2 separate regions of the Homo sapiens genome follow, and region 2 is linked to region 1. Evidence: read pairs that join two places in POLR2A ChIA-PET (ENCODE). Cell type or tissue: MCF 10A. All regions are shown on one strand. Region 1 has its middle 15 kb from the start of TRK-TTT8-1. Region 2 overlaps LEMD1 (LEM domain containing 1).

What was found. ChIA-PET counts read pairs that join two places held together with the same protein. Peaks named below come from ENCODE experiments on the same cell type or tissue, not always from the same donor. Only the 100,000 strongest peaks of a DNase experiment are listed, where the experiment ranks them.
Region 2: POLR2A ChIA-PET joins it to region 1 with 13 read pairs; 11 of 35 experiments call an interaction of 5 or more read pairs at or near these places.

Annotation. Positions count from the first base shown.
Region 1 is chr1:205,484,950-205,492,949 of GRCh38, forward strand. No RefSeq gene overlaps it. Among named protein-coding and RNA genes, the nearest start is that of TRK-TTT8-1, 15 kb to the left of the region's middle. RefSeq lists an enhancer at 5,884-6,535. In MCF 10A, CTCF peaks have their summits at 742 (motif pointing left) and 3,362 (motif pointing right); DNase peaks (open chromatin) are centred at 732 and 3,332.
Region 2 is chr1:205,393,583-205,401,582 of GRCh38, forward strand. The region is part of intron 4 of LEMD1 (LEM domain containing 1); the gene reads right to left. Among named protein-coding and RNA genes, the nearest start is that of LEMD1-AS1, 24 kb to the left of the region's middle. In MCF 10A, a CTCF peak has its summit at 3,632; a DNase peak (open chromatin) is centred at 3,619.

The sequences.
Region 1 (8,000 bases):
AGCCGAGATCAGGCCATTGCACTCCAGCCTGGGCAACAAAAGTGAAACTATGTCTCAAAAAAAAAAAAAAAAAAAAAGGAAGAAGAAGGAGAAGAAGAAGGAGGAAGAGGAGGAGAAGGAGAAGGAGCAGGAGAGGGAGGAGAAGAAGGAGAAGAAGAAGAAGGAGGAGGAGGAGAAGGAGAAGAAGAAGGAGGAGGAGAAGGAGAAGGAGAGGGAGAAGAAGGAGAAGAAGGAGAAGAAGGAGGAGGAGGAGGAGGAGGAGGAGGAGGAGGAGAAGACACCAGCTACGATCCCAGCCACCCTGCTCACCCGCCGTGGGATCTTGGAGAAGTCACTTAGCCTCTCTGAGCTTTGGTTTCCTCACCTCGATGAAGGGGTATCATGTTACCTGCTCTGCCTGCATCCCTGGGCTGTTGGAGGAGCACATAAGGCAATGTGCATGGAAGGGCTTTGCAAAACTCTGCAAATAGACTGGCCAAGGAGTGTGTATCCAGTGGCCTGGCCTCAGTCTGGCCTGCCAGTGGGAGAGGCGAAAGGGCAAGAAGGAAGCCTGGCCCGCCCCCAGCGGGAGGCTGTGCACCCGTCTGGCCCTCAGCAGGCCATGGGGAGAACAGAAGCTGATCAAAGGCCAGGGTTGTAAACAGCAGGGGAGGGCACCTCTCCCCAGGAAGGGGGACCTGCGGACCAGCTCCATCTGACACCCTCCTGGCCGCCAGCAGGGACTTCCTGCCCTCTAGTGGACATAGTTAGGAGGTGCACCCACTTCTGAAGCCTGCGGGCTTCAGAAGCTGGCTGCGGGCTGCCTGGCCTAACAGCAGCAAGATCTACAGATTGCAGAACGCCATCTGGCACCAACAACTGTGGCATGAACTTTGTTATCTTTTGGAATTCTCAACAACCTTTCAAGGTTTGCATTATTATTCTCATCTTACAGAGGTGGATCCTAAGGCTTAGAGGGTATGGAATCACTCAAAGCCATAATGTTGGGGCTGGGCTTCCTCTCCACACCAGAGTGTGTGTGGAGTGGGGGTCTGAGTCCCTCTAGGCCAGGTCTCATGGAGCCGGGGGTGTGGAGGATGTGGGCTCATTGTCAAGAAAGCCAGGCACGGTGGCTGATGCCTATAATCCCAGCACTTTGAGAGGCGAGGCCGAGGCAGGAGGATCGCTTATGCCCAGGAGTTCGAGACCAGCCTGGGCAACATAGTGAGGCCCCATCTCAAAATAAAAAAAAAAGAGAAAAAAGAAAGAAAGAAAAGAAAATCAGGACAGCTGGTGTTCTGACAAAGGCCTCCTGAAAACCCACCCCCTTCCCCTCTGTCTCTGTCTGCAGCTTGAACTTCCCTTCCAACATGGGGGCCAAACCTGTGGCCCATGACCCTTATCCTCTGAGGTAGGGTTGGCAAGCTTTTCTGTAAAGGGTGGGATAATAAACATTTTAAGCTTTGTGGGCCCTGTGGTTTCTGTTGCAGCTACTCAACTCTGCCGTTGTAGCAGGAAGCAGTCACAGACAATGCATAAGTGAATGAGCACGGCAGCGTTCCAATAAAACTTTATTTATAGACACTAGAATTCCAGTTTTTATAAATTGTCATGTGTCATGAAAGATTGTTTTTCTTTTTGGATTTTTTTTTCAGCCGTGTAAGAAAGTAAAAACCATTCTTAGCTTTCAGGCGGTCCAAAAACAGAGGCAGGCAGTGATTTCCCGATCCCTGCCCTAAGATGCAGGAGTCCATCTCTGAAGTATTGATACTTCAGCTCCTCTCGTGTGACTGTTTCAAGTCCCTTTCCCTTGTTCCATTTCTTCTTCCAGTGCCCTCTGTGATGCCAGAACCCAAGGTCCTGCCCTCAACTCTCTGTCCTCCCTTCCAGGGGACTTTTCATTCCATTGTCACAGTCGGCCGCAGGAAGTGCCAGCACATGCCCCTTTGCCCTCACTCCTCAGCCACAAAGACTTTTCCGACCACCGACGGTCACCCATCCTTCAGCTTGCCTCACACCTCACCTCAACATCTGTGTGTTTTAAGAGCCATTTGCTCTTAAAACAGTGGCTCACACCTGTAACCCCAACACTTTGGGAGGCCAAGGCAGGTGGATCACCTGAGGTCAGGAGTTCAAGACCAGCCTGGCCAACATGGCGAAACCCCATCTCTACTAAAAATACAAAAAAAAATTAGCCAGGCCTGGTGGTGGACGCCTGTAACGCCAGCTACTTGGGAGGCTGAGGCATGAGAATCGCTTGAACCTGGGAGGCGGAGGTTGCAGTGAGCCAGGGTTGTGCCATTGCACTCCAGCCTGGGTAACAGAGTGAGACTCTGTCTCAGAAAAAAAAAAAAGAAAGAAAAAAAGAGCTATTTGCCTTCTGCAAACCCGCAGAACAGACATGGCACGCTAGAGAAAGCAGACTTGTTTTGCCACCGCTCTAACTTGGATCTAAATCCTGACTCTCCCACCAGCCAGCATGTGATCTTTATCCTTTCCCTCTCTGGGCACTCATTGTGTCCATGTTTCATGCTAGTGTTGGAGAAGCAGTGTGGTGCTGTGATGTGAGCACTGAGTAAGTATCCAGGTGCCCCGGGGTCTGGTTCCAGCTCTGCGTTTTGTAGCCCTGTGACTTGAGGGAAGTTACAGGTACTGGAGGGCTCGAGCCATTTGCATTTGCATCAGGATAGACCTGGATCTCTAAAGAGATCAACATTTGGGGCCTGGCACAGTGGCTCATGCCTGTAAACCCAGCACGTTGGGAGGCCGAGGCAGGTGGATCCATTGAGGTCAGGAGTTTGAGACTAGCCTGGCCAACATGGTGAAACCCTGTATCTACTAAAAAATACAAAAATTAGCCGGGCGTGGTGGCACGCACCTGTAACCCCAGCTACTTGGGAGGCTGAGGCACAAGAATCACTCGAACCTGGGAGGTGGATGTTGCAGTGAGCCGAGATCGCACCACTGCACTTCAACCTGGGCAACAGAGCGAGACTCTTAAAAACAGAGAGAGATAAACATTTGGGAATCAACAGAGTATAGATCAGGGTTATCCAATCTTTTTGCTTCCCTGGGCTACATTGGAAGAAGAACTGTCTTGGGCTACATAGAAAATATACTAACAATAGCTGATGAGGTTTTAAAAATCTCATAATGTTTTAAGAAAGCCTATGAATTTGTATTAGGCCACATTCAAAGCCATCCTGGGCCACATGCAGCCCACCGGCTGCAGGCTGGACTAGCTTGCTATAGGTGGTCACGTAGCTGTGGCGAGGATGTCATCATCCAGAGAGAAGTTGAGTACCAGGGACAGAGTCCTGAAATACGCACACAGGGTCAGTCTTAACCTTTGGTGGCCAGGAGGTGGCAGTATATGCCACTAAGGGGTGTTCTGAGGGGCAGGAAAGGGGCACTCAGGAGAGAGAAGCAGATCTCCCAAACTTCAGATTTACTTCCTAGTTGGGCAGTGGTGCCTGGCACCTAGGTGGTGTGGGGAGTGAGGGATGAGGTAGATGGAGATGAATCAGACGGAAGTAGAACTATGTGTAGCTTTCAACTAAAAACTCACTGGAGGCTAGGCTCTGCGGCTCGCACCTGTAATCCCAGCAATTTGGGAGGCTGAGATGGGCAGACCGCCTGAGTCTAGGTGTTCAAGACCTGCCTGAGCGACATGGTGAGACCATGTCTCTACAAAATTTTTTTTTTAAATTAGCCAGGTGTGGTGGTGTGCACCTGTGTTCCCAGCTACTTGGGACTTGGGAGGCTGAGGCAGGAGGATCACTTGAGCCCAGGAGGGTGAGGTTGCAGTGAGCCGTGTTCATACCACTGCACTCCAGCCTGGGCAACAGAACAAGATCTCCTGTCTCCAAACAAAAGCAAAAACAAAAACCTCACTGGATGGGGATCAAGATGTTACATTGCGAGAAGCACTTAACTAGGAGCCCAAAGGGTAGGGTATCTAGGTTCAAATCCCAGTTCTACTGTTTACTAGCTGTGTAGGCTTGGGCAATCTATCTAACCTGTCTGTGTTTCCATTTCTTTGACTATAAAATAGGGGTAATGATAGTATCTATCTCCAACGGTTGTGTGAATATTAGATTAGTTGATATAAGAAAAGTTTTTAGAACAGCACTTGGCACATATAATGTGCTTATAAATACTAGCTACTAATATTATTATCTTTTAAATCATCCCTGAATGGGAAACCCTCCAAGTCCCTCTTTCCTATGAAGAGGCCCCAAGATCTAAGTCTGGGACTCAGAAAGGTACCAGTCACGTAAGATCAGCTGTTGGGAGAAGGGTCCTGGCAGACACGTACCACACCATGCCATTCCAGGAACCTCAGACTTCAGAGGCCATGCCAATGGAAGGGTAGGGTCAGAGCCACATACCTCCTTACCTTGATGTTCTTTTTACCTGACTAGGGTTTAACACCTCAGTGTCCAGGAGGAACTGGATCTAGAATAAATCTAAATGTGTGTATGTGTGTGTGTGTGTGTGTGTGTGTGTGTGTGGTGCAGGTGGACAGGGGTGAAGTCTCTCTTCTTCCCTCACCCCTCCAGTTTGTCCCTGATCCTGAAGTCAAATGGTGAAGTGGAAAGACCCCTGGGCTGGGCATTAGGTTACCCATGTTCCAGTCCTGGCTCTGTGACTTTGGGCAACTTACTTTCCCTCTCTGACCTCAATTTCTCAAAGGTCTCTTCTAGCTGAGATATTTCATAATCTTTGAGTCAGCCTATGATTCTCCTCCCCAAGTCCTGCAGCTGCACCTCAGCCTCCTCTTCCACTGTCCTCTCCCTCATCACCACCCCCCAACTCCAGTGTCCTTGCAAAAGGCTGCTAGACCTAGAAATGGCTTAAATCGTCTTTTGAGAGACAGAGAGAGAAAGAAAGAGAAGACAGACAGCCTCCCGATTTTCATTTCCCCTATAGCGATGCTTCTCAGGGGTCAGTGGATGGGTCAAAACTGCCAATTTAGCAAACGCCTGGGCCCCTGGGAATAGGAGTCTGAGAACAGGTAAGGGGCAGGCACTGTGGAGGTCAGATGTTTCCACGCAGGCTGTAGTGGAGGGAGGTGGTGGGCTGAGCTCCAGCTCCTGGAACGCCTCCCAAGGTGATCATTTCCTGACATTGCTGCTCAGAGCTCTGTGTCTGCCCCGGCCTACAGCCCTCACCCTAGTGGGCGGGGAGGGGCCACAGCACACTGCTGGGCCCCGGTGGAAGATGTGAGTCCCTGGGAGCTGGGGGCCTCCAACCTTGTGAGGCATTTAGTATCTTGCTGTTGGGCTGGTGGCATCAGGGAGACCACCCTTCATTGCCAGAAACCAGGGCTCAAGATTCTCCCTCAAAAGTCCCTCTCCTCAGAACAAGCAGGGGTATGATCTGCTTTCATCTCCCTGGAGGTGCTGGGGGCCGAAGGAGAGTTGTGGTTCTGTCTGGCTCACTCTGATTTCTTATAAGCAACAGCTAGATGCACGGAGGATAAGCAGAGAAGCATTTCCTGGGCAGACAAAATCACGAAATGATGAAATGGTGGCTTGTTTCATAGTGTGGGTCACAGGTAGTCCTTTCTGGATTCAAGGAACTAAACCCACACCAATAACCCAGATGGGCTAGATAATTTGCAGGATCTGATGCAAAATGAAAATGCAAGGCTCCTTGTTGAAAAAGTATTAAGAATTTAAACAAGAGAACAATAAAGCATTAAAACAAGCAGGAGGCCCTCTGAGTGTGGGGCCCTTCTGAGAACAGGACCTGATAGACTGCATGATGCGTGCCCATGGAAGCCAGCCCTGCAGAGAACTATCATTTCTTAAGCACCTACTATGTGCCAAGTTTTTTATTTAATTAAATTAATTAATGAATTTATTTTTTGAGACAGAATCTCACTCCGTCACCCAGGCTGGAGTTCAGTGGCACAATCACGGCTCACTGCAGACTTGACCTCCGCGGTTCAAGTGATCCTCCCACCTCAGCCTCCCATGTAGCTGGGACTACAGACACGTGTCATCATGCCTGGCTAATTTTTAAATTTTTTGTAGGGACAGAGTCTCACCATGTTGCCCAGACTGGTCCTGAATTCCTGGGCTCAAGTGATCCTCCCCATTCAGCTTCCCAAATTGCTGGGATTACAGGCGTGAGCCACCACATGTGGTCCGTGCCAGATGTTTTATATGCATTATCTCATTTAATTATGAAACAACCTTAGATGAAGGCGTGACGAGGTTCTCTTTGTGGATGGCTTGCCCAAGGTCACATCTGCTCATGAGTAGCATCGGAATCCAGAGTCTTCCGAGTTCAGAGCCTATGTCCTCTCTTGAGCGGCGCTGCCTCTGATTCAGAGTCTTTGGGGGCTGCCAGGAAGCAGGCATGCACCAGAGGATGGGCACACTGAGGTGTGGCAGAGACACCCTCCCGAGTTTGACTTGCCCCGTGCTAGGCTGCTGGCATCCCTCCCTGGGTCTGGAATCTCCCTGGGTCTGGAGCTGTTACAAAAGGCACACATGCTTGGGACTCATACCTGGATGCTCTGCCTCACACTGAGTGACTAGGAAAGTCACATAACCTCTGTGAGCCTCAGTTTGCTCATCTGTAAAACTGGCTAACAACAGTGACTTCGTGTTGTCCTGAAGATTCACTGTAGTCTGGTATATAAGGTGCCTGACACACAGTAGGTGCATAGCAAAGCCCGTTCTCCTCAGGACAGCACACCACTGCCCCCTCCCTGCCCCCACCCTCTCTCCTCAGCAAGCCCCACCCCACCTGGGCCTGCTGCTTTTGAAGCACCCCAAATTCACTGTCCCTAGGGCTTCTCCCCGAGGCCGCACTGGTAAGGGAGAGCTCCTGGCTGCCTCTCCCTGAAATCACACTTTGAGTTCCAAGATTCATTGCTAATCACACCAGGGAGAATTCCATTACAATGCCAAGGGTGGGGAAATCACCAACTTTCTGGATTCACCAGATTTCTGGAGTGGCCGTGGCCTGACTCCTTTCTGAGGCGGCAGCCCCAGCCCTGGTACTCATGGACCACCTGCTTCCATTCCTCACTGAGGGTCTCACTCCAGTCCCCAGTCTTTCCTCTTCCCCATCCCCTTTCAGGGAAACCTGCAGGCATCCTGCAGGCTGCCCCTTCCTGCAGGACAGCCTCCTTTCCCTGCAAGCCCCCCGCTGGGGAGGCTCCTTGTCCTCTCAAGCTGGTGGTCTGGGTTTCTCACCTCCCGGCTGAGGTTCCTCATCTACTTGGCTTCACCCCTCTCAGGGACAGTTCCCTGGGGACAAAGCTCCCTTCCAGTCCCCTCCCCAGCCCATGTCAGGAAGAGGAGGCAGATGGTTAGGTGGGGAATACCTAAGGTCTGAGAAAGCCTCTGGCACCAGAGAAAATAGCAAACCCTCCCCTCCCTTCCCCCAGACCCAGCCAACTGCAGTTCCAGGCTGCCTGGAGTGACACCTGCCCCTTTGCCCTCTTTCCAGGAGTAAATATTGGATCAGGTTCAGTCACCAGCTGTTTGACTAAGAGCAAAGTCAGTTGTGGGATCATGAATGGCTGGGATCCTAGGGAAGACATGCTGAGAAATATCAGTGCCCCGGGGGACCCACGGGAGAGCTCCTGGAGCAAATAGTAGGCCTGGGGAAGTACAGATTCCAGCTGACAAATCCCTTTGTTTCCCTGGCTACACCAGGTACTGCCAGATACCAACCTGCAGAGCTAGGCTGGCCCCTGGAGGAGCTGGCCCCCTGGAGTATGTCTTTCTTGCCAGGACATTTGGCATAATGGTCTGATTTGGAGGCAGCTTGATATATTCAGGTATTGTACCAGGTAAACTTGCCAGGTACCACTGCCTGGCCACTCAGATAGTGGCACCTGGTAGTAACTGACACACTCAGGTGCATTTTGGTTGGATATACCTGTTCATGTGGGTGTGGGCCCCTGAGTCTCGCTGATCATTCAGGGGTGTCTGAGCTGAACAGGCCTGATAACTGCCCTATCACTCAGCTTGCATTCCCGGGAGGCCCTGGTAACT
Region 2 (8,000 bases), 91 kb before region 1:
GGAGAATCCCTTGAACCCAAGAGGCAGAGGTTGCAGTGAGCCGAGATCGTGCCACTGCACTCCAGACTGGGTGACAGAGAGAGACTCTGTCTTAAAAAAAAAAAAAGGAAAATAGCAAGTGTTAGCAAGGATGTGTAGAAACTGCAAACCTCATACATTGTTAGTGGTAACGTAAAATGGCCCAGCCACTGCGGAACACAGTTTGGTACTTTCTCCGAAAGTCAGATATAGAATTATTATATGACCCAGCAATTCCACTCCTAGGTACCTAGCCAAAAAAAAAAAAAAAATGGAAATCAGGTACTCAAATACTTGAACATGAATGTTCATAGTGGCACTGTTCACAACAGCCAAAAGGTAGAAACAACCCAAATGTCCATCAATGGATGAATGAATAAACAAATTGTGGTATATACATATAATGGAATATAATTCAGCCATAAAAAGGAATGAAGTGCTGACGCAAATACATGGACAACATAGATGAACCTCAAAAACCTTATATGAAGCGAAAGAAGTGAAACACAAAACATCACACATTGAATGATTCCATTTATGTGAAATCTCCAGAAGAAGTAAATCCATTAAAACAGCAGATTAATAGCTGCTGCAGGGGTGGGGTGGGGTGGGGTGGGGGGTAGAGCGACTGGCGGGTAACCGCTTAATGGGTATTGGTTTTATTTTAGGGTGACAAAAATGTTTTGGAACTAAAATAGAGGTGGTGGTTTCACAGCATTTTGAATGTACTAGATGCCACTGGATTGTGAACTGTATTATTTGTTTATTTAATTAATTAATTAATTAATTAATTAATTTTTTGAGATGGAGTTTCCCTCTTGTTGCCCAGGCTGGAGTGCAATGGCACAATCTCGGCTCACCACAACCTCCACCTCCCGAGTTCAAGCAATTCTCATGCCTCAGCCTCCCAAGTAGCTGGGATTACAGGTGCCCACCACCAAACCCAGCTAATTTTTGTATTTTTAGTAGAGATGAAGTTTTGCCATGTTGGCTGGGCTGGACTCGAACTTCTGACCTCAGGTGATCCACCCGCCTTGGCCTCCCAAAGTGCTGGGATTACAGGCATGAGCCACCAAGTCTGGCCTATTGATTTATTTATTTTATTTTGAGACCCAGTCTCGCTCATGCCTGTAATCTCAGCACCTTGGGAGGCCGAGACAGGCAGATCACGAGGTCAGGAGTTTGAGACCAACCTGACCAACGTGGTGAAACCCTGTCTCTACTAAAAATACAAAAATTAGCCGGGTGTGGTGACGTGCACCTGTAATCCCAACTACTCTGGAGGCTGAGACAGGAGAATCGCTTGAACCAGGGAGGCAGAGGTTGCAGTGAGCCGAGATCGCCCTACTGCACTACAGCCTGGGTGACACAGTGAGACTCCTTCTCAAAAAAAAAAAAAAGTTAATTTTATATTGTGTAAATGTCATCTCAGTTTTTAAAAATCTTGATTCTTGTCATTGTACTGTGATTATATAAGTGATATTATGTCTTTATTCTAAGGAAATACATACTGAAATTTTGGGCAGAGGTCAAAAAAACATGATGTCTGCAGTTGGATCTGAAATAGGGCAAGGAAAAAAGATAGATAAAATTGTAAAACACCGATGGAAAAATCTTAACCACCTGTAAATTTGGGTATGGTTAGATTCAACATGACCACGTAAGAATTCTTTGTTGGAAACTTTCTGTAATTTTGAAATTATTTCAAAATAGGCTGGCCATGGTGGCTCATGCCTGTAATCCCAGCACTTTGGGAGGCTGAGGTGGGCGGATCATCTGAGGTTGGGAGTTTGAGACCAGCCTGACCAACATGGAGAAACCCTGTCTCTACTAAAAATACAAAATTAGCCAGGTTTGGTGGTGCATGCCTGTAATCCCAGCTACTCAGGAGGCTGAGCCAGGAGAATTGCTTGAACCTGGGAGATGGATGTTGCGGTGAGCCAAGATCATGCCATTGCAATGTAGCCTGGGCAACAAGAGCGAAATTCTGTCTCAAAAAAAAAAAAAAGAAAAAAAAGAGAAAGAAATTGCTTCAAAATAAAAACTACAAATATTAGCACATCTAATTTTTAAAAGGCACCAAGAAGAGAGTAAAAAGACAAACCAAAACTACTGGAAGATACGTGCTACACATATAGCTAGCAAAAGATTGGTAACCACAATATATAACGAGCTTCTATAAATTAAAAAGAAAAAGGTAAACAACCTAATAAAAAATGGGCAAAAGACATGAATAGGCATTTCACAGATGAGAAAACACAAATGACCAATAAATGTGAAAAGATGCCCAAACTTATTAATAATAAAATACATAAAAATTGCAATAATAAAATACCATCTTACACCCACCACACTGACAAAAATAAATCTAGCAACGCTAAATTCTGAAGAAGATTTAGAACAATGGAGCATTTGTTTTTTTTTTAAGACAGGATCTTGCTCTGTCGCCCAGGCTAGAATGCAGTGGCAGGATCAAAGCTCATTGTAGCCTTGAACTCCCAGGCTCAAGCCATCCTCCTGCCTCAGTCTCCTGATAAGCAAGGATTGCAGCTGGGCACCACTATGCTCAGCTGATTGTTTTCTTAAATTTTATTTTTAGAGACAGGGTCTTGCTATGTTACCCAGGCTGGTCTTGAACTCCTTATTTGAACTCCTTCCACCTTGGACTCTCAAAGTGCTGGGATAATAGGCATTAGCTACCATGCCCAGCCCCTGGAGTTCTTAATATATTACTGGGGGAAGCAAAAAATGGTGCAACCATGTTGTAGAGCAATTTAATATAATCTCTTAAGTTGAACATGTGTAGACCCCTTCCATTCAGCAGTCCTACTTGTAGGTACATTCATGCAATCAGAAAAAAAAATTCTTACACATATAAACACTGGGTCCTGTACCACAAAGTTTGTAACAGCATTGTTTGTGTTAGAAAAATTTGAAAATGATCCAAATGTCCAACAAATAGGGAATGAATAAAAATACTTCTCCAATAATTCTATATAGCAGTGAAAATAAATGAACTAAAGCTACCAATAATGACCATGTAAGCTCACAGCATGATGCTGCATGGTAAGGGAAGCTGCAGAAGAAAACCTGCAGTATAATATCATTTAAATGAAATACAAAATCATGAAAAACTGAACTAAAGTTTGTGGATGCTATAAAGAAAAGGGAAAGAAGGATAAGTAGAAAATTCAGGTTAGTGGTTGCCATGGGGGAAAAGGAAGATGTCCCAAGAGGGATACACTGGGGGCTTCAGCTGATTCAGCAATGATTTATTTTTCAATCTTTTGGGTGGGAATCCAACTTCTCATTACGTAATTCTTTATTCCTTTTCATATGCATAATGTATTTTATTTTAAAAGATTTTCAGACACAGTTTTTTCCTCCCCACTTGGGCAAATTCCAGCTACCAATCTGCATATGTCAGCCCATTTCTAACTGTGCTGATTTCTGTGCCATGGTTTTAGTTTGTGATTGGAAGGTTCACCAAGAAGTGCCTCCCATGGACTCTCACTACGTAGCAATCATCAGAAAGACGAGCCTTTGCTTCCGCGGGAAAACAGATGTCCCGAGTCCTTCTGTAATACCATGGAAAGGACACTGAGGGGAGCTATTTCATCACTCAGGTGCCTGGTCTTTTTTTCCTCCCCTGTGGCCTTTTGATATAATGGAGAGGGCAACAGAATGGAAATTAGGCCACTAGATTTCTATTTCCAATTTTCCTCTAATCCTCTATGTGGTCTTGGGCAAGTCATATTCCCTTTCTGCCTGTGTCCTCATCTGTGAGATAAATCACATAGTCTCCTCCAAGAAGGCTGGGCAACACAGCAAGACCTCATCTCCACAAAAAATGTAAAAATTAGCAGGGTGTGGTGGCACACACCTGTAGTCTTAGCTGCTCAGAAGTCTGAGCCCAGGAGGTCGAGGCTATGGAGAGCTATGATCACACCACTGCACTTCAATCTGGGAGATAGAGTGAGACCCTGTCTCAAGAAGAAAAATTATCTATAATAAATCATTCCTGGACTCATGAATTGTAATGAATAATGCCTAGTGCTTACGAAGCCCTGACAAGTCTCAAGAGATTAAAAATAACTCAAGGGTGCTCATATGGGAGGTACAACAGGAAACTCCTCTTCCTAAAATGAAGACATAGATCCCTACTCACAAAGCAAAGTATAATTTAGCTAAAGCCAATATTGGTGTATTCTTAGATGAAAAAGAAAAGAAAGCTGAGTTTTCTAAACAAATCCATATTTTTTTCTACAGGAGAACACCACTGCTCATAACTCAGTTTTATGAAAATAAGTAAGTTTACCCTTATTATCATCTTGGAATCATTATAATCAGTGTTTGGTTCCACTATTTCCTCCTGCTGCTCTTGAATTTCAAAAACTGGGTTCTATTACACAGAAAAGAAATCAACATTTCATCAATAAGATCAAGATATATTGATCATATCTACCAGGAGGTCAATATTTTTACAGGAAGAATGTTAAATTACATTCCTTGTAAAGATGGCATTTAGCAGCTCCCTTAGCACACGTCAAAGGTAAGAAGAAAGGGCTTATTAAGTAGTTCAGACACTATGTAATTTTCTCTTCACTTTGACCCAACTTGAATATACAACTACTACTGGGAATAAGGAAGTTTTTCAATTAATTAAGAAACTATCAGAGAGATGTCTAACATCAGGTCTTCTAAAACCTGTATATACAACTTGAATCACACACTACTTAATGGTAGTCCTTTAATATATATTCCCATGATACACTAGGCCTGCTGGTGGCAGCCTTTGGGGTGGGCCCTGCACATGCTATTGTAGGCTTACAAGGTATCTCATAAGCAACAATAGAAATTGAGGCACAGAGAGTTAAAATCCCATTAAAGTTTTGGCAGAAAGACATTGAAATACACTTAAAATTTGGAAGCAAAAATGAGACGTGAAGTTTTCCTTCCCTTCCTTATCGTCCCCTGGGGTGTCAGTATGCTCTACACACTAAGAAAAGAGGCAGAAGGGACATGGACACAGAAGTGTTGGCATGCCTGGAGGCCAAGAAATGGAGTGGTGAGGTTGTGGAGGGTTTCTGCCTGCCTGGTAGTAGAAGAATTAGAGCAGTGGGAGGGGTAGGGGGACCAGCATGGACACATTAGTGTGCCCTGGGGCAAGGAAGAGGGACAGTGAGGGGAAGGAAGAGGGCTCTCTTGTAGTAGGGGCTGCAAGGGGGTGTTGGTATGTTCCGTGGTCACGGACATAGTTACGGGTGATACAGAGAAGAAAGTGGTTATTGTGACTGGGTGATTAGTTACACTGAGAAAATTAGAAAATTGAGGCTGAGTGTGGTGACTCACGCTTGTAATCCCAGCACTTTGGGAGGCCAAGGCGGGTGGATCACCTGAGGTCAGGAGTTCAAGACCAGCCTGGCCAACATGGTGAAACCCCATCTCTACTAAAAATACAAAAATTAGCCGAGTGTGGTGGTGCAAGCCTGTAGTTCCAGCTACTCGGGAGGTTGAGGCAGGAGAATTACTCGAATCCAGGAGGTGGAGATTGCAGTGAGCTGAGATCACACCACTGCACTCCAGCCTGGGCAACAGAGCGAGACTCCATCTAAAAAAAAAAAAAATAGAAAGCTAAGTGAAAATGTACACACAGTGAGGCTAATGGAATCTATAATCAGAGGATAATGGAATCACTGTCAGATAAGTGATTTTATAAAAGTGAATGATTAGAAAGAACATTGGGTTGTTAGATTGCAATTGGAGATAAATAGAAACTCACAGTTTTTAATTTACATAAAAATAGAGATGTATGTGTGTATACGTATACAGATACATACATTTATTTTCTAGCTCTGTCCACTGAAAAGGGCCTAGAAGCAATGAGACCCAGTAGAAAGGTGCTCACTGAAGGCCTAGATCTTGGTTTCCAAACACCTTGTGAAACACCAAACATCTTGTGAAAGGAATCAAGGCTCCTGGGGCAGGAAAAGTATAAGATGAGTCTGAAACATCTTTTGTGCCAGAAACCAAGGAAGTGCTCAAATAATGATGAGGACATGTCAAAGGACACAGTATCTATCTTGAAGGGGCTCCTACTAGCCAAATCTGGGAGGATTTGAGTATGAAAATAGTGATGTCAGTGGATACAACCCATTGGATGAAAAGAAATCAATGAATTCATACTTACATGAATGAATGAGTGAGTGAGTGAGTTATTGAATGAATAGGGAGAAAGGAAAATGCTTCTTACAGTAGAATGCCAACTAATAAATGAAGAAGGACTGATAGAAATAGAAAATCTCAATAGGCCATCACCACAGTGGAAGCTGATTCAGGCAGAGTGCTCTACAGATGCTAAGGCTAACGAGTGAGGGTCTGTGAGGAACAATATGTTGGTGTCATTTCAGAATATCTCCCCACAGAATGCTGTTCAATTACAAAGGCAAAAATAATGTTTTGGGGTTTTTGTTTTATTTTGTTTTGACACAGGGTCGCTTTGTCAACCCAGACTGGAGTGCAAAGGTGCAATCTCACTGCAGCCTCAATCTCCCAGGCTCAAACCATCCTCCCACTTCAGTCTCCCAGGTAGCTGGGACTACGGGCACGTGCCACCATGCCCAGCTAATTTTTATGTTTTTTTGTAGAGAAGAGGTCTCACTATGTTGCCCACTATTGAACTCCTGAGCTCAAGCAATCCACCTGCCTTGGCCTCCCAAAGTGTTGGGATTACAGGCGTGAGCCACTATGCCTGGCCAAGAAGCCTGACAAACACCAACTTTTCCAGGTAATTAAGGTTAACATTACTAGCAGTGGGACACAGTGACATTGTTTGTCCCACGGCGATGTAATGAGAAGAGCACAGCGCCATTTCTAAAGAATTCCTGCCGAGAACGCATGGCCTCTAATACTAATCAAAAGGAAAAATCAGACAAATCCAATTTGAGGTTCACCCTTGTGATGTGATACAATAAGAAATATACACTTGGTCTTCTGTTCCCCCTCCTGGCACAGAGCTCCTGAAGCCCTTGTAATTTCCTGAGTAATAGGTGTGATAGAAGCATCTTTTATTATAGTATTTTTGTCTTTTTTTTTCCTTTTTTAAATTATTATTATACTTTAAGTTCTAGGGTACATGTGCACAATGTGCAGGTTAGTTACATATGTATACATGTGCCATGCTGGTGTGCTACACCCATTAACTTGTCATTTAGCATTAGGTATATCTCCTAATGCTATCCCTCCCCCCCCCCACCCCACAACAGTCACCAGAGTGTGATGTTCCCCTTCCTGTGTCCATGTGTTCTCATTGTTCAATTCCCATCTATGAGTGAGAACATGTGGTGTTTGGTTTTTTGTCCTTGCGATAGTTTACTGAGAATGATGATTTCCAATTTCACCCATGTCCCTACAAAGGACATGAACTCATCATTTTTTATGGCTGCATAGTATTCCATGGTGTATATGTGCCACATTTTCTTAATCCAGTCTATCATTGTTGGACATTTGGGTTGGTTCCAAGTCTTTGCTATTGTGAATAGTGCCGCAATAAACATACGTGTGCATGTGTCTTTATAGCAGCATGATTTATAGTCCTTTGGGTATATACCCAGTAATGGGATGGCTGGGTCAAATGGTATTTCTAGTCCTAGATCCCCGAGGAATCGCCACACTGACTTCCACAATGGTTGAACTAGTTTACAGTCCTACCAAGAGTGTAAAAGTGTTCCTATTTCTCCACATCCTCTCCAGCACCTGTTGTTTTCTGACTTTTTAATGATTGCCATTCTAACTGCTGTGAGGTGGTATCTCATTGTGGTTTTGATTTGCATTTCTCTGATGGCCAGTGATGATGAGCATTTTTTCATGTGTCTTTTGGCTGCATAAATGTCTTCTTTTGAGAAGTGTCTGTTCATATCCTTTGCCCACTTTTTGATGGGGTTGTTTGTTTTTTTCTTGTAAATTTGTTTGAGTTCATTGTA